Linked DNA regions of Homo sapiens: region 2 is linked to region 1. The links are chromatin loops, found by intact Hi-C in ENCODE. Cell type or tissue: IMR-90. All regions are shown on one strand. Each heading gives the region's core, and the rest is flanking DNA. Links, peaks and the distances in the headings are about the cores only.

Region 1 (16,773 bases), core at 6,242-8,741:
AAGCCTGTTTCTTTGCTCTCTGTGCTTCCTGCTCCCAGGCACACTATGACTTGGCCATCAGTGTTGCTTTGCAATGGCTGGATCCCTCAGAAGACTTAACTTGGCTGGAGTGGGAGGAACTGTAAGTTGAAGTAGGTTTGTTGCTTTCCTCTTTAATTTGTGCCTATGATTAATGATAGAGGAAGTTCCAGCCCTAACATCTTCCATCATGAGGCACTTTGATTTGAAAACACTACTGGGTGAATATCCCTCTTCAACGAGACACCTGAGGAACCTGAACAGTTGCCAACTTGAAGAAGTTACATGTTTCCATGTTTTGCATCTCTATACTAATTGACTTCAGTGAGATGAAAGACTTTCTTGCACAGAATGTTGTGTCTTAAGGGGCCGGGCGCGGTGGCTCAGGCCTGTAATCCCAGCACTCTGGGAGGCTGAGGCAGACTCATTACTTGAAGCCAGGAGTTCAAGACCAACCTGGACAATATGGTAAAACCTCGCCTCTATTAAAAATACAAAAATTCGCCTAGCGTGGTGGCGCACACCTGTACTCAGGAGGCTGAGGCAGGAGAGGAGAATCACTTGAACCCAGGAGGCAGAGGTTGCAGTGAGCCAAGATTGTGCCACTTCACTCCAGCCTGGGCAACAGAGTGAGACTCCATCTCAAAAATAAAGAATGCTCTGTCTTAGAAACATGACTGCTTTACTATGTACATGCCATGATTTAAAACAGTCAGTTCTATGGGTAAAGACTGTAACCTTTTCCTAAGGACTACCAAACAAATTCTTAAGCATTTAGGCAGACATGTATCTGAGCTGAGCTGTTTGAAGCGCAGAATAATTTTCTTTCTGGGATTACCAGCATTTTCTGTCATGTATAGGGAGTGTTCAGGCAGACTCACTCAATTGGTAAGAACACAGAACTAATGAGGACAGGATCAAATAGCTTATTCTGGAGGCCTGTTATTTTTTTTCTACTCAATGGCTCTGGACTACACACCTGATCCTAGAGAGTTGTAACAGTTAGGGTTTAGCTGTAATGACCAATTTGAAAATCCAATTGAAAATCCAATTTGAACAGCCTTAAGCAAAAAAGCTGGGGAGTAGATTTTATTGCCCTTGTATCTGAAAAGTCCATGGGTAGGACTGTGTTAGGCATGGTTTAATTCAAAACTCAAACAATGTCATCTGGATCTACCTCCTGACTCCATTTCCTCAGGGTGAACACCATTCCTAGTTTCAGCCCATTTCATTATCGGGGAAGGGTGGATATATTTTTTTTTAATCACCCAATTGTGTCTCAGTGGCTGTTACCTGGCTTGTCTAGGGTTGGACAGTGGCAGCGCAGGGGAGGTGGAATACGCTGACAGCTCAGTCCACAGTGTGTTTTTCATCTTTGGAATCTAGGGGTGTAGTCAGCTTCCCTAGAAGCATATAGGCTTACAGTGGGGTTAGGTAGTTCCCCCAAAGCAAATTGTCACAAGAAAGGGAAAGGATAATGGTTTGCAAAACCATCAACATCCACCACAGTGGCCAGTCTGCCAATCTTTGATTGCTGTGAAAACATGGATAGATGAGGCCAAATTCATCACCATTATTGGAAGATTAAAAATTCAAAGTGTGGATTTCACCGATGGAGGAACAATCATACCAATTTTATTAATATAAATAAGCAGATAGCACACAGCCATTGCAGATTACTTATCGATTATCATCACAACCTTAGCAGGCATCAAAAAGAACAAGAATAAATCTTCCACTTGTATTTCCTATTCCCCATTAGGAAAATACCACTCCATGGCAGACCCATATATCCAAATCGTAGAGAACGAGAAGCTATGATTTTATCATCTTATGCTGGAATCTTAATGGTAAGGAAAAGAATACTATCTGCCTATATGAATATTTCATATCTACTCTGAGCATTTTTACAGTAATGAATATTTACATTATTTTTCAACCAATGTTTCTAAATGTTTAGGAGTTATTGATAGTAAATGTTTCGTTTTTTAAAGTAATAAAAAGACTAACTTCTACACTGTATGTGAAAACATTTATTTAAGAGGCAAAGAAAAAAGAAAAGAATGAGAGACACAACTAATTGGTATCTGGAAAACTGATTTATCCATTGATCAGAAGTTATTTACTGTATTTAATACTTATGATACCCAAGCACAGTTTTAGACATACTGGAGCTATATTAGCTTTGTTTTATAATAAAAGAAAAGCCATGGTATGATCATACTTTGTTATTGCTGTTGTTGTTTAACAGAACAGTATCCCGATTGAGGAAGTCTTTAAAATTTATGGGGCTGATTCTTCTGCCGATTCTGGTACCATCAAGGTAAGGGTGACCTGGGATTGTCAATAGAAGGGATTTTTAGAGATAATTTATTTAGTGTATAAATGTATAATGTTGTATTTTCAGACATCAATTATGAAATAACAGTTTTACATCAAAATGTACAAAACCAGACATAACCATTTCTTACTTGAATAACGTGTGTGAAATGCCTTTCATATGTAAAAGACCATGCAGTAATAACAAATGTATCTTGTGTACGGCTGAGAAGGGGCAGCAATGAGTACCAGGCTTGGGGGCAAAACTTTACTCTGTTGTGGTTTTGTTTTTTTTTTTTGAGACAGAGTCTCACTCTGTCACCCTGGCTGGAGTATAGTGGTGCGATCTCGGCTCACTGCACTTCTGCCTCCTGGGTTCAAGGAATTCTCGTGCGTCAGCCTCCTGAGTAGCTGGGACTACAGGCATGCACCACCACACCCGGCTAATTTTTGTATTTTTTGGTAGAGATGGGGTTTTGCCATGTTGACCAGGCTGGTCTCAAACTCTTGGCCTCAAGTGATCTGCTTGCCTTGGCCTCCTAAAATACTGGAGTACAGGTATGAGCCACCATGCCAACCTCTGCTCTGTTTCTAATAAATGTAATTTTTCACGTACACTTTTTGTAATGTAGATCTGGTAGGTCCACACAGTTCCCTTCTATGATGTACTATATCTTCTAGAACTAGGACAAGATCCACAAGGCTCATTCTCATGACAAATTCCCTAGTTTACTGCTGATACATCTTCCTTTCCCACAACACTACTACATTTTTTAAAGACGGGTCTCACTGCTGGTCTCAAATTCCTGGTAATCCAGTAATCCTCGAAATCCTGGCCTCAGCCTCCTAAGTAGCTGGACTATAGGTGTGAGCTCCACTCTCAGCTCCTCCCATGAAACTACTTTGAAATCATTAACAGTAGAAGCAGCAATGACCTGGGAGTTCAGAGACCTGGGTTTGAGTTCTGACTCCACTACTATGAAACCCTAGATGCGTCCCTTTCCCCTTTCGGGCCTCCATATGACTGATCTTAAAAAAAAAAAAAGGGTGTTCTGAATAATTTTTAAGACCACTTCCATTTTTGCCACTTGTAAATGTATGAACATTAAGTAAACATTTAAATATGAACTGCTATTTAGAGGTGAACTACTGATCCCTTCACCTTTGGATACCTCCAGAAGAGGCAAGAGGAAAGGGAAGGTGAGGTGGCGAGGGCCATGCAGTGGGAGGGGGGAAGGGGGGCACCAACGTCCTCACGCCCAGGTCTTCTGCTCACACTGTGGCTTTCCCTGCCCCCACCTGGATTCAGAAGGGAGGGCAGGGCAGGGGCAAGGCTGTGGCCACAGGAATGCCTGCCTCCCTTATTCTTTTACTGCAGGTCATTGTGCAAGCAGTGGGGTCATGTAGAGTTCAAGAGCCCACCAGGTCCACCTTAGAAGTCAAGTGTTTACATTGAAACCAACTTTCCTATCACTTTAATCCATATGTAACCTGACTGTAGTCCTGAGACTCAAATGCCCTTGATCATTGTGAAAATCAGAACTTTCTCTCTGATCCCTCTAGTTTCAACTCACTTCATTCATTCACTCACTCATTCATTCACTCATCTGTTCATTCAGTATAATTGTAGGTGCAGGGGATACAGTGGTGAGCAAGTCAGACAAGATAACTTTTTAAAAACTTTTTTGCAGGCCGTTTGCAGTGGTTCATGCCTGTAATCCCAGAACTTTGGGAGGCCAAGGTGGGTGGATCACCTGAGGTCGGGAGTTTGAGACTAGCCTGGCCAACATGGTGAAACCCCAACTCTACTAAAAATACAAAAAATTTGCCAGGTGTGGTGGCGGTCGCCTGTAATCCCAACTACCAGGGAGGCTGAGGCAGGATAATCTCTTGAACCCGGAAGACGGACGTTGCAGTGAGCTGAGATCATGCCACTGCACTCCAGCCTGGACAACAAGAGCAGAAACTCCATCTCAAAAAACAATTAAAAAAAAATTTTAGGGATGGGGGTCTCCCTATGTTCCACAGGCTGGTCTTGAACTCCTGGGCTCAAGCGATCCTCCCACCTTGGCCTCCCCTAATGCTGGGATTACAGGCATGCATCACCACACCCAGCCAAGATTACTTTTCTTATAGATCTTATATCCTATATTGGAGCTTACCTTGTTTGAGATATAAGCCACCCCAGGCCTGACGCTCCTCAGAGATCAAGCTGTTCTTGGTTTTCAAAGAAAGCTCAGCTCTCTGTGTTCCTTGGATAGCCAAGCAAATCATACTGCTTTATTCCTGCTTGTCTTTTTCTGCAGCTTTCTCCCTTCTAGGCTGCCCTTTCTCCTTTTCCCCTACCCCTCAGCACATATACACACAAGCCTGAGCCCCAAACCCTTCTGTTTCAGTCACTGTTTTCTCCCTGTCACCTTCTGGTACCTGGGAGAGGTCTAGAAAGGCATCAGCACATCTGACTAGTTGGTCCCAACTCACATGGCTAAAAGACTAATATGGAAAAACACATCCTAGAGAGGATGGCACTGTGGACCCCTCCAGGTTTGGCTGGGTTATCAGTCAAGAAGGTTTGCAAACATGGGTGTCTGAGTAGCTCAGATAAATCAGGTTCATTTAAAGTTGCTAGAAGGCTGGGCGCGGTAGCTCATGCCTGTAATACCAGCACCTTAGGAGGCAGAGGTGGGTGGATCACCTGAGGTCAGGAGTTTGAGACCAGCCTGGCCAACACGGTGAAATCCTATCTCTACTAAAAACACAAAAAATTAGCGGGGCGTGGTGGTGCATGCCTGTAATCTCAGCTACTTGGGAGGCTGAGGCAGGATATCCTGGGAGGCAGAGGTTGCAGTGAGCCCAGATTGTGCCACTGCACTCCAGCCTGAGCAACAGAGCAAAACTCTGTCTCAAAAAAAATAAAAAATAAATAAATAAATAAATAAATAAATAAAGGTGCTAGAAGGGGAAGACAGGCCATGTAGAAGTGGACCAACCAATCTCTACCTATCCATCTGATCACTCATTTATTCATTAAAGAGCCTTTGTTCAGCACCTTCTCTGTTCAGTGACACATAGTCCCCATTCTCACAATCAGTGACAATAACCAGCTCTAAACAGAAAGAGATAATATTATCACAGAGGCTGACTTTTTTTTAAAGGCTTGTATTTGTTTTGTGTTTTAGTTTTTGTTTGTTTGTTTGTTTTTTTCTTGAGATGGAATTTCCCTATTGTTGCCCAGGCTGGAGTGCAGTGGTGCAATCTCGGCTCACTGCAACCTACGCCTCCCGGGTTCAAGTGATTCTCCTGCCTCAGCCTCCTGAGTAGCTGGAATTACAGGCATGCGTTACCACGCCTGGCTAATTTTGTATTTTTAGTAGAGATGGGGTTTCGCCATGTTGGTCAGGCTGTTCTCGAACTCCTGATCTCAGGTGATCCACCCACCTCAGCCTCCCAAAGTGCTGGGATTACAGGCGTGAGCCACCACGTCTGGCCGCTTGTATTTTGTTTATTGCTATGTGATGTGAATGATGGCTCGATTATATATATTATAATATATAATATAATGTATATTACATATACACATATATATGCACACACTATATATAATATATATGTATGTATATATATAAAATCGAGCCATTGATTACTATACTACTATATATGTATACATTATCTATATACGTATATGTATACATATGTATATAGTATATATGTGTACTATATCTGTATATATGTATCTGTATATATGTATATATGTATACATATACATTTCTGTATATATGTATACATATGTATACAGATATGTATACAGATATGTATACATATGTATACAGATATGTATACACAGATATGTATATATATACACCTATGTATACATATGTATATATAGTATATATATAGATATATTATCTGAGAGGCAGGTTGTGTAATGTTAAGCACTAGGATTCCAAAGCCTGGCCTCCTGGGTTTGAATCCCAGCTCCACACTTACAAGCAGAATAATTCTGGGCAAATGTTCTAACCTCTGTAATTCTCAATTTCATTTGTAAAAACAGGGACGCAAAGATGGGGTTGTCGTGGGAATGAAGTAAGTTAGAATCAGTGAAGCCCTTAGTGTTTGGCCCATGGTAACCTCCAAATAATAGCTTTAATTAAAGTTCTGCTACTCAGGGAATGGAGTTCTGGGGCTGTCCTGTGCATTGTGGGATGTTTCACAGCATCCTTGGCCTCTGCCCATTAGATGCAAGGAGCTTCTCGCCAGTTGTGACAAAAATGTCGGCCAGGTGCCGTGGCTCACGCCAGTAATCCCAGCACTTTGGGAGGCCGAGGCGGGCGGATCACTTGAGGTCAGGAGTTCGAGGCCAGCCTGGCCAACATGGTGAAACCCCATCTCTACTAAAAATACAAAAATTAGCCGGGTGTGGTGGTGGGCTCCTGTAATCCCAGCTACTCAGGAGGCTGAGGCAGGGGAATTGCTGGAACCCAGGAGGCAGAGGTGGCAGTGAGTGGAGATAGTGCCACTGAACTCCAGCTTGGGCAACAGAGGGAGACTCCGTCTCAAAAAAAAAAATGTCTCTAGACTTTGCCAAATGTCCCCAGGGAGGCAAAATCACATGAGATTGAGAACCACTGCTCTAAATATTCAAAAATTAAATAGCTAATCAAGCATCCACGTGTATTATTAACACAATGTAAACTTTGCCTCTTTTGGACAACCAGTGATCACAGAGGGCGTAATTTGAATTACCAATACAAGAGTCTAAGAGCCTGAGGATCTGCCCCGTGAGCCTCACAAGCTCCCCGCCTCCAGAACGCCAGTTCAGGCCTTACTCTTGGAGCTACACATCAGCTGCACACAGGGACTTTTGCCACATTTTGAATTAGGCATTAGCAGGACCTCTCGATAGCAATGTAGCATTTCAAAGACTGAACGGTAAACCTATTTTAAAAGAGTCTTTTGGAATTTAACATAATTTCAAAAAATGGTTTTAACTAGAGTTTTTTAAAAAAAAAAACGATATTGCAAGAGATTCTTCTTTAATTGCTACATATATCTGAATGATTCCTTCCGATAAAATGTCTCCTAAGCAACAGCTAAAATCCTTCCCAAGCAAAAGCTTAAAACTCTGTTGAATACTAATCAGATTATGAAGAATTTCCTGCAACTGGAATTGGCCGCATGACACAATATGGGTACTGTGCTAGGCTGGATGGCTTTCTCCGGGATTATGTGCTGCCACCTGATGGTAGAAAGGAGTCATAGGCGCGGGATTGCTCACCTACTCTGTTAGCCTCGGGTTCTCCCTCCTGAGAGGGAACTGCTTTTTGCTGATTGGGAGCTTTTTTCTGCTGAGGATTCTGGACTCATAGAAAAAATTCAACTAAAGACCTTACGCAAGTGAGAGTTATTGACAACTAGCCCCGGATAAATATAAAATGTCTTACTCATTTTTTTTTTAAGACAGAGTCTCACTCTGTCACGCAGGCTTGAGTGCAGTGGTGTGATCTTGGCTCACTGCAACCTCCGCCCCCCCCCCCCCCGGGGTTCAAGTGATTCTCTCGCCTCAGCCTCCCGAGTAGCTGGAATTACAGGTGCGCGCCACTGCGCACGGCTACTTTTTTTGAATTTTTAATAGAGACGAGGTTTTGCCACGTTGGCAGGGCTGGTTTTGAACTCCTGACCTCAACTGATCCACCCACCCCCCTCGGCCTCCAAAAGAGCTGGGATTACAGGCTGAGCCACCGCGCCCGACCATGTCTTATTCGATTTTAACCTGAAGAAAAGAGAACATAAATCTTCCTTCAACAAATCGAACAAAAATAAAAATATTCTTCAGCTCCATTTGATGGAGAAAGAGGGAGACAGAGAGAGTGGAAATGAGCACATCAGAAAGAGGAAAGAGACAAAGGCAGGTGGTCAGACAGCACTAGAACCTCTGCTTTCCTTCTTTCTTCATGCAGCCGGACCCCGGCGTCTGACTGGCTATCATTCGAGTCCATCCTAACTGACATCCAAGTCCAGGGCATGTCACAGGCAAACAGACTGATGTCCAGTCCCAGCTTTGTCACTTGCTAGCTGTGTGTCTTCGGATAAGTTATTTCTCTCTGATTCCCAATTTCCCCATATGTAAATAGGCATGTCTAAACAGGCATGATTACACTTACCCAAACACACCTGATCACTCTGAGGACTCAGTGAGACTGCACGTATCGAGCACACGATGGTGGCACCAGGGGACCTTCCATATTAGTGCTGTTATTTCCAAGTTCGCCCCCACTCGGGATGACCACCCTCCTTCCTCCTGATAGCAACCTGGTCCCTTCGTGATAGGCCTGGCTTCCACCCTCTCACACTTACTCCAGTAATTTGCCAAGCATCTTCTCTTTTTGGAGGATGCTGACTCAGACCGAATTGTGCAGAAATTTTAAAATGTTTTCATGATAAGGGGAGGGACCTATGTTTTAAACAAAAGTTCAATATTGACAGATCTTAATCATGAGGAATTGGCCAGGCGCAGTATCTGTAGTCCCAGCCCTTTAAGAGGCTGAGGCAGGAGAATCACTTGAGCCCAGGAGTTCGAGACCAACCTAGGCAACGTGGCAAAAACCTGTCTATACCAAAAAATACAAAAATTCGCCAGGCATGGTGTTGTGTGTCTACAGTCCCTGCTTCTTGGGAGGTCGAGATGGGAGGATCATTTGAGCCTGGGAGGTGGAGGCTGCTGGGAGCCAAGATCTCGCCACTGCACTCCAGCCTGGGTGACAGGGTGAGGCCCTGTCTCAAAAATTAATAATAATAATAGTAAATGAGGGATTAAAAACACACTTTCAATATTAATTGTGTCCAAATGAACACTTACCAATATATATTTAAAAGACAAAGACCAAGCAAACAAACAAATCCAAGTGTGTAAAATGGAACAGTATTAACAGCTTTAAAGCTCTCTGCATACCCTCTCCTGTCTCATACCCTTCCTTTCGCCCTAGGTTACCACTAGTTTGAATTATGTGTTGATTACTATCTTTTACTTCTTTATAGTTTTACCACATATGCATTTCTAATCTATATATTGTTTAATTTTGCACATTTTTTGAGTTTTGGTGTTTTGTTTTTGTTTTTGTTTTTTTGAGATGGAGTCTCGCTCTCTCGCCCAGGCTGGAGTGCAGTGGCACGATCTCGGCTCACGGCAAGCTCCGCCTCCCGGGTTCACACCATTCTCCTGCCTCAGCCTCCCAAGTAGCTGGTACAACAGGTGCCCACCACCACGCCTGGCTAATTTTTTTGTATTTTTAGTAGACACGGGTTTTCACAGTGTTATCCAGGATAGTTTCGATCTCCTGACCTTGTGATCTGCCCGCCTTGGCCTCCCAAAGTGCTGAGATTACACGCTTGAGCCTCCACACCCAGCCTTGAGTTTTTATAAATAGGATATTAGCAAATGTGTCATTTAATGTCTTTCTTTTTTCATTCAACATTATGTTTCAGAAACTTATTAATACTGCTGCACATAGCTAACATAGCTATAGTTTCTTTTCACTACATACAGTATTCCACTCTAGGAATATACCACAATGTTGTCATCTATTTTTCCATTTCAGGCACTTGAGTTTTTTTTTTTTTTTTTTTTTTTTGAGATGAGGTTTTAACTCTTGTTGCCCAGGCTGGAGTGCAGTGACGCAATCTCGGCTCACTGCAACCTCTGCCTCCTGGGTTCAAGCAATTCCCCTGCCTCAGCCTCCCGAGTAGCTGGGATTACAGGCATCCACTACCACACTCGCTTAATTTTTTTGTATTTTTAGTAGAGGCGGGGTTTTGCCATGTTGGCCAGGCTGGTCTTGAACTCCTGACCTCAGATGATTCACCCGCCTCAGCCTCCCAAAGAGCTGGGATTGCAGGCATGACCCACTGCGCCTGGCCAAGTTATCTCTTGCAAAAGCAAGAAGCATTGCACGGCAAAAGAGTTTCTGTATGGTATATGCCTAGGAATGAAATTGCTAAGCCATGGGTATAAGCATCTTCAACTCTCTACATAAAGCTAAACTGCTTTCCAAAATGGTTGTACCAATTCTATTTCTACCAGCAATGCAGGTTATCTATACTGGCTTTTTCAGTTTTGTCAGTCTGTTAAGTGTATTATGGTATTTCACTGTGGTTTAAATTTGCATTCCCCCTGATTACCAATGGACAACTATTCATATATTTCTTCCTCTGTAAAGTGCCTGTTAAAGACTTTGGGCCAGATGAGTGAACCAACAATTCTGCATTGGGTAGGCAGGGGGAACTGTGCCAGCAAGGGAGAGTGGGTGTGGGAGGACATCAGGATACATTTCTCGGAAGGGGTCATATTTGAGCTACATGATAAAAGAGAGGTAGGTGCCTCTAGGCAGAAAAGGAGGAAATGGCTATAAAGGGAACTATGTGAAGAGTGTCTGTGCATGACAGGGCATTCTAGGAAATGGGAACCAAGTACAGGAACAAAAGGCCATGTGTGCAAGTTCACGTTCATATACTTCACGTGCCCCATCAATGGACTGTGGACAGTGTGTCCGTTGGACAGTACTCAACAATTGGACTCAAGGATTCTGAGTTGATTAAATAGGCCAAATGCTGTGACTAGCAGGTGTTCATGCCGCAGATGATGGACAGATTTTAAAAGTAGGACTGTTTTCCTTTCAGGTTCCCCGAGTTTCATCTCTCTGCCTCTCCTTGCACCCCTTTGCCATGTTAACAGCACCCAAAGCAGCAGCATACGCCCGCAAACAGAGTAAGCCTGGTTACTTTCACCTGCTTAGAGGAATGTAAGTCAAACTAGGAAATTAGGAAGTAGGCTCACCAGGTAAGGTCAAAATTGTAATGGGAATTAGATTTCTATGTCTGGTTGAATTTAAAAGAACCAGGGGCTCTTAGGGCTTGATTTCCCTCCATTACTGAAATCAAGGAAGTCTTGTTTCTCAGATGCTTTGGTGATGGGAGCAAAGCACTCCAAAAGCAAAGGATCTAAAACTGTGAGTGGGCTGGCTCACACTGGTAATCCCAGCACTTTGGGAGGCTGGGCTGGAAGGATCTCTTGTGTGCCCAGAAGTTTGAGACCAGCCTGGGAAACTTAGTGAAACTTCATCCCTACAAAAATAAGCCGGGCACAGTGGCTCATGCCTGTAATCCCAGCACTTTGGGAGGCCGAGGCGGGCAGATCACCTGAGTTCAGGAGTTTGAGACCAGCCTGGCCAACACGGTGAAACCCTATCTCTACTAAAAATACAAAAATTAGCTGGGTGTGGTGGTAGGCGCCTGTAATCCCAGCTACTCAGGAGGCTGAGGCGAGATAATCGCTTGAATCTGGGAGGCAGAGGTTGCAGTGAGCTGAGATTGCGCCACTGCACTCCAGCCTGGGCAACAAGAGTGAAACTCCATCTCAAAAATAAATAAATAAATAAATAAAATAGCTGGCCATGGTGGCACCCTCCTCTAGTCCCACCTACTCAGGAGGCTGAGTTGGGAGGATTGTTAGAGCCCAGGAAGTGGAGGCTGCAATGAGCCGTGATGGAACCACTGCACTCCAGCCTGAGTGACAAAGTGAGACCCTGTCTCAAAAATAATTAATTAGTGAAATGAAATTAAATGAAACTTTGGATGGACACATTTTTAAAAAAGTTTTATATACAGATATGGTTACTGCATCTGTCTGTAGGTGTCAAGTCAAGAAAGGTAACAACAAATAAAAATGCCACCAGCATCTCTGCAAAGGAAGCAAATGCCACAGAATGGAAATCATCACAAAGGTTTTCAGACACACAGCCAAAGCACAAAGTAGGTGTGAGATTGTAAATTGGACCAAACTGATACCAGCTATTTTGGGAGTACTTTCCTGATACCGTGGTTAAAAGTCTAGCCTTTGGAGTCAGGTGCTCTGGGTTTGAATCTAGAGCCGACTGCTTACCAGCTATGGGACATCAGGCAAGATACTTAAACTCTCTGTGCCTTAGTTTCCTCATCTGCAAAATGGAAGAATAATGATATCTACCTCTTAAGCTTGTTGGGGTGATTAACTGAGATTATTCATGTTAAAAGGTTAGAACAGTGCTTAGCATGGAGTAAACCCCAAATAAATACTAGCTATTATTATCTTTTCAGCATTTGAAAAATACTATCCACAAGTTAATTGGCTGTTACTCTGTTGATGCAAATAAGCATGTTGAGGAGAAAGTTTGTATTAATTTCTGTATCCCAAATGTTTCTATCCTTGATCCCTCTCTCAGCAATAATAATTTTCTTTTTTCCTGCTTAAAGTCTCCCCTGCTCCTCCCCTGTCCATCTGATTCCTGATTTATTTGTGGTGGAATTCAGAGAATGGTCGGAGATGGACAGGGTTGGAAAGAAAGGAGAAAGGGAGGAGGGCTCTTTGTTCTTCCAGCTCTGGGCTCTCAGCTGTAATGTGCAAAGTGAAGAGAAAATTTAAGAAGTCAGAGAGACTTCTCTGATCAACAGAATAAAAGCTGAGCGGGGAGAGAATCAGAAAAGTGGTACAGGGTGGGTGTCTGGGATTCTGGGATATTTTAGAGTTTTGTTGAATGAGAGATGTTAGATATGCTGGAAGGCTGTAAGGTAGAAAACGGGGAAGGGAACTTTGAGAACTGATATACTGACTTATGATTGGGTTTGCATCAGGAAACAAGTGACAATTTAAATTTTATTTTTATTTAGTTTGGCTGTTGTACCATGCATTTTTAAATTGAATCTCTGAATAGACTGGACTACATGAGGCTTAGGATTTATTCAGATTTCAGAGGCAAACTGTCTTCTCTGTCCCTTATATCTGATTAATTAGAAATGTAACCTTATCATAGCAACTGCTTTAGGAACTGATTGAATTCTTTGGTCATATCAGGGTTTTAATAAATGTTATTCTGATAACAGAACAACTGCACTATTTGGGGAAATTATCACCATATTCAATTTTCCTTCAAACATATTTGCTATAATAAGATTTGAAGGTATTAGATTTTCTTTTCTTTTTTTCTTTTCCTTTTTTTTTTTTTTTTGAGACAGAGTCTCACTCTGTCACCCACACTCGAGTGCAATGGCACAATCTCAGCTTACTGCAACCTCCACTTCCCGAGTTCAAGCGATTCTCCTGCCTCAGCCTCCCGAGTAGCTGGGATTACAGGTATGCACCACCACACCCGGCTAATTTTTGTATTTTCAGTAGAGGTGGGGTTTCACCATGTTGTCCAGGCTGGTCTCAAACTCCTGCCTCAGCCCCCCAAAGTGCTGGGATTACAGGCGTGAGCCACTGTGCCCGGCCGAAGGTATTAGACTTTCTAGAACCATATCTTTGTTTCTGAAGAATTTTTTGAAGAATTTGAAAAATGAGGTCATTTTTTATACGTGTTTGGAAGCAGCAAGTTTTAGAGAGCAAAACAAAACAACAATGAAAAAACAGTAACAACTCCAAAAATCACACACACACACACACACACACACAATCTAGACTTTAAACTTAATCACACACACACACAAAAAGATCTCTGAAACAGGGGTTTATAGACACCCCCCGCAAGCCTCATCAATGGACCCTATGTAAGGAAAACCTACCTCTAAAGATTACTCATTGGTATCTTATTTTTAAATATAATTTTGTTCCATATATATTTTCTTCCACAACCAATGAAGATTTTTTGATTCTTGATGGAAGCATATCTTTTATTTCCTTAGTATTTCTCACATGTATATAAAGTACTTCGCAGGCAGCAGAGATTCAGTAACAATTTTTATTTAGTGAATTGGCAGTAGGTAGTAAGCGAATAGTCCTTAGGTGACGGTTCTCAAATCTCTGTGCCCTGTCTATAGTGATCAAAGGCTCAGTTCTGGGGACCAGACCTTTCTATAGGCTGATTGATGCTTGCGAGCCCAGGAGTGTCGAAAGAACAAATGCCCATGTTTTAGTAGGGCCCCAGGTCCTGAGATGAATCCCTTCCAGAAAAGCCCTTTCTTAATAATCAAGCGACAGAAAACTCGTTTGTGTTTTTTCTTTCACACTTTATTATTTGTGCACTTTAGGCATTTTTTCCAACTCTTTTTTTTTTTTTTTTTTGAGACGGAGTCTTGCTCTGTCGCCCAGGCTGGAGTGCAGTGGCGCAATCTTGGCTCACTGCAAGCTCCGCCTCCCGGGTTCACGCCATTCTCCTGCCTCAGCCTCCCGAGTAGCTGGGACTACAGGCGCCCGCCACCACGCCCGGCTAATTTTTTGTATTTTTAGTAGAGACGGGGTTTCACCGTGGTCTCGATCTCCTGACCTCGCGATCTGCCCGCCTTGGCCTCCCAAAGCGCTGGGATTACAGGCTTGAGCCACCGCGCCCGGCCCAACTCTTGGGTAATGTATCTTTTAAACTAGTTTTAAAAATTTTAATAGTGTACACACTTATAAGTAAAATTTTCAAGCCAGACAAAAAATATAAAATGAAAAGCAAAAGAACTCCCTCTTCTTCACACCCCTGTCCCACTTTTCAGAAATAACCACTGTTAATATTTCTTATGGTATTTAATTATTTGCTACACATATACATATAAACATACATATATGTATGTCTCACTGGTTTGTTAGAATTCTTTCTATATTAAAGGAATAAGTATTTTATTAAATGGATGAAAAACATGCTTTCACAGCTTGGTATTTGAAGAAGATTTTCATTTTAAATATTTGAGCTTACTGTTTTTCCTTTTTGGCTTGCAGATATTATATGTCTTTTAGCTGAAGAACAATTTTTTTAACCTCAAGATAAAACAATGCCTTATTCAGAATTTTTTATTTATTTCCAGCCACCGAATTTCTTCATAGAGTAAGAGAAAAGAGGAAATTATTAAAAAAAAAAAAATCACAGCCAGGCACGATGGCTCATGCCTATAATTCCAGCACTTTGGGAGGCCAAGGAGAGCAGATTACTTGAGGTCAGGCATTCAAGACCAGCCTGAACAACATGGCAAACCCCATCTCTACTAAAAATACAAAAATTAGCTGGGTGTGGTGGTGCACGCCTATAATCCCAGCTACTAGGGAGACTGAGGCATGAGAATTGCTTGAACCCAGGAGGCAGAGGTTGTACTAAGCCGAGATTGCACCAGCGCACTCCAGCCTGGGCAACAGAGCGAGACTCTGTCTCAGAACAAACAAACAAACAAAACCCTCAGTGTTCTGGGAAACAGTTTTTTGTTTGTTTGTTTTTTGTTTTTTTTGAGACAGAGTCTTGCTTTGTTGCCCAGGCTGGAGTGCAGTGGTGTTATCTCGGCTCACTGCAACCTCTGCTTCCCGGGTTTAAGCGATTCTCCTGTCTCAGTCTCCTGAGTAGCTGGGATTACAGGTGTGCACCACCACACCTGGCTAATTTTTGTATTTTTAGTAAAGATGAGGTTTCACCATGTTGGTCAGCCTGGTCTTGAACTCCTGACCTCGTGATCCACCCACCTCAGCCTCCCAAAGTGCTGGAATTACAGGCATGAGCCACCGCGCCCGGCTAGGAAACAGTTTTAAAGATTTTTTTTTTAAATTGCATTGTCCTAGGAAAGCGTCAGTAGTGGGCACATTACTAGGAAGTAAATTTGGAATGAACACGACCATACTAAAGAGCTAGAATACAGCATACTTCTTGAATCCAGGCTACCCACTTAATAACTTGAGTGAGTTACCTAATCTCTCTGTGCTTTTAGTTTTTCATCTCTTTAAAAAGTCATAATAGTACCTACCTCATAGGGTTGTTATAAGCATTAAATAAGTTATATGTGTAAAGGCTTAGAAAAGTGTCAGGACAGGCCAGGCATGGTGGCTCACGCCTGTAATCCCAGCACTTTGGGAAGCCGAGGCGGGCGGATCACGAGGTCAGGAGATCAAGACCATCCTGGCTAACATGGTGAAACCCCATCTCTACTAAAAAATAGAAAAAATTAGTTGGGCGTGGTGGCGCCTGTAGTCCCAGCTACTTGGAGGCTGAGGCAGGAGAATGGCATGAACCCAGGAGGCGGAGCTTGCAGTGAGCCGAGATCCCGCCACTGCATGCACTCCAGCCTGGGTGACAGAGTGAGACACCGTCTCAAAAAAAAAAAGTGTCAGGACAGTGGCAAGCAATAATATAATCGCTCTCTTCATCACCACTCATGAGAAATTCATGCTATCATGAAAGGAAATGAGACATAGAGAGAGGACAATTTAAATTTAAATCCAAAGCAATACATCAGAAATTCAAAATAATATCCTACAAGCATAATACATAACTGCTAAAAGGCCAAAAACTGATTTGCTTTGGGTAGGATTGGTTAAGAGAAGTATAACTTTTTAATGTAAAAATAATTTCAAACTTAGAGAAAATTTGCAAGAATAATATACAAAGAACCCACGTATTCCTTTTATACAGTCACGAATGGTTAATGTTTTGTTCTGTTAGCTTTATT
Region 2 (2,500 bases), core at 1-2,500, 180 kb before region 1:
TTTCTCAATACACGTTTCAAATTTCAGTCTCAGCAAAATTACCAACTACTGAATGTGCACCTAATTTCATCCAGTCTTAATGTCTTAAGTGATTTTTTATATAAACTAATTAAAGGCAACTTGCTCAAGATCACTTGGTTCCTCACTAACAAACGCAGGAAATATATAGTTTAAGATCTCTGAATCCTATAATACCTCAATAGCATAACAGAGATCAATTTGTGTCCTGCATATATCTTACCACAGAGAAAACTGCCATTAGGACTGTTACAGTTTGGATGTTTGCCCCTGCAAATCTCATGTTGAAATGTTATCTGCAATGTTGGAGGTGCGGCCTGGTGAGAGGTATTTGGGTCATGGGAGCAGAACCCTCATACATGGCTTGGTGCCGTCCTTGCAGTAATAAGTTCTTGCTCTGAGTTCACGCAAGATCTGGTTAGTTAAAAGAATGCAGCACTTTCCCCCACCCCCAACCCCGCTCTCTTGCTCCGTCTCTCACCATGTGACATGCTGGCTCCCCTTGCCTTCCACCATGACTGTAAGCTTCCTGAGGCCCTCACCAGAAACAGACGCCGCCAGCACTATGCTTTGTATACACAGCCTGCAGAACTATGAGCCAAATAAACCTCTTTTCTTTACAAATTACCCAGCCTCAGGTATTTCTTTATAGCAACACAAGAATAGACTAACAGAAAGATTCAGGATGTGAAAAAAGCCACCAAACTTTGATTACAGACCATGGTTTTAGATTTCTACCTTTTGTTGAACAGCATTTGTAATATAATTGAAGTAATGTGGTGCAAAGTCGAGGAAGGACTGGACTTCCAGACGAGGCATTTGCTTCAAAATAAATCTATCATCTAAAAGGCAGAAATTTTATGTGTTTACTCAATCACAATATATACTGTAATCTATAACACATCATTCCAAAGATCCTAAATGATTAGGTTGTTTTATGATTTTAAGGGGAATTTTCTAATGTCACAGTGAAAATTTTGATCAGAACACAATTCTCAATTAACTGAAGGGATCCTGTGGATTTATATAGTCAAAAACCCTCTACTTTTGTCAATAACACATCTAAGTTCAGTTCTAGAAGATCTACTTTTTAAAACTACTAAATAAAACTTTATAAACACCTCTGTTAAAACTAGTAAGTCATAGTTATGAAAGTTCTTATTAAGCAATATCCTTCCTGCTGCATTTTCTGAGGTAAAGAGATGAAGACTACTGAACCAATCAATAAACGATGAGAAAGGCTCACCCTCAGTTGCATAGAAGGCAGCTCCTGATTTGCCTCCCCGGGCCTGCCAGGGTGATGAGTGGGAGAGGGAACGAATGAAATCTTCTTCACTGCTGTCCAGAATCACTTCACGCATCTTATGAAACTCTCCCGCATAGTAGAGCCGACAGTAAAACTTGGCATTAGCATCTGAAAATTCTATAAACAACAGAAGTTTTTTTAAAAAGCTTTATGACTCAGAAAATATCTTTCCTCCTCCGCTCCCTCACTCCCTACCCTGGCCAAATGCAACCACTTAAGTTTCTTCATGATGGCATTTTGCATGTTAGATCCAAATCCCTATTTATCACAATTTTGTTAAACTGATCTTCAGGGGGAATTAAAGAACATCGTATGACCATCCTTACATACTTTCCAAAAAAAGAGAAAAAAATAAAAATCACATAAAAAAAAGACTCAGTTCTAATTTTACACTTGTTACCTACCATATTAACATCATTGTACTTTTATAGTAATTCTTAATAAATATCTTAAAATGTACTGTACATATTATTCTGGATAATACGTTTCTGGCACACATATACACAATTCTAAATGCAACTGTCAAAATTCTGTGGCTCTAGATTACATAATAAGTAAATGTTTAACTATTAGAAATAAGAGCATAATTTACAAATAAATTATACTTTTGATTAAATTTCTTTATAAATTAAATTTATATTTTATAAACTGTTGATTAAATATACCTCATGTCAGCATAAAGACTTAATATTCATTTCAAGAACTGGGACATTTATTTAGTATGAAGCTAGAATTCTCAAATAATAGAGATGGCTCAACTGTAGTCCCTCTCCCCAAACCAATGATATAATATCTCATACTTACGAAGTTCCACATGAGGATTTATGAGTTGCTTCTTTTGTGTATCTCCTCCATCTACTTCATCTAAAAGGTTTAATATCATTAGTAAAGCCAAGGTTTTGAGTAATTATCAGTTCATTTTGTCCTTTCCTTTTTCCTTGATGTAACAAAAAAACTTAGCAAATTAAAAGTAAAAATATCCTACTCAAGTCACTATCAAGCAAGCATAAGATATACAATTAAACTGTCTAAATGATCACAATAAAAATGTATGTTTTTTGGAATTTCAGTTTTTAAATTAGAAAAATAGAGAATTTAGGTTGAATACTTTTTCTTACAACTGAATGATTCCTACAGTGGCAATATAGTAACTCAGTTCTTATACCAAGAACTTCC

What was found. Peaks named below come from ENCODE experiments on the same cell type or tissue, not always from the same donor. Only the 100,000 strongest peaks of a DNase experiment are listed, where the experiment ranks them.
Region 2: a loop joins it to region 1, with 2.6 times the contacts of the local background. A loop is called at or near these places in 6 of 110 quality-filtered maps.

The regions. Positions count from the first base shown.
Region 1 is chr2:208,166,313-208,183,085 of GRCh38, reverse strand. C2orf80 (chromosome 2 open reading frame 80) reads left to right here. Exons shown (of 9, transcript NM_001099334.3): 4 at 39-121; 5 at 1,781-1,868; 6 at 2,270-2,341; 7 at 11,011-11,098; 8 at 12,023-12,141. Among named protein-coding and RNA genes, the nearest start is that of CRYGA, 11 kb to the right of the region's middle. In IMR-90, for the core only: a CTCF peak has its summit at 7,565 (motif pointing left); a DNase peak (open chromatin) is centred at 7,545.
Region 2 is chr2:208,349,712-208,352,211 of GRCh38, reverse strand. PIKFYVE (phosphoinositide kinase, FYVE-type zinc finger containing) reads right to left here. Exons shown (of 42, transcript NM_015040.4): 36 at 2,129-2,188; 37 at 1,265-1,441; 38 at 757-860. Among named protein-coding and RNA genes, the nearest start is that of PTH2R, 56 kb to the left of the region's middle. In IMR-90, for the core only: no CTCF peak of the experiment used is centred there; a DNase peak (open chromatin) is centred at 1,411; H3K27ac peaks cover 200 bases.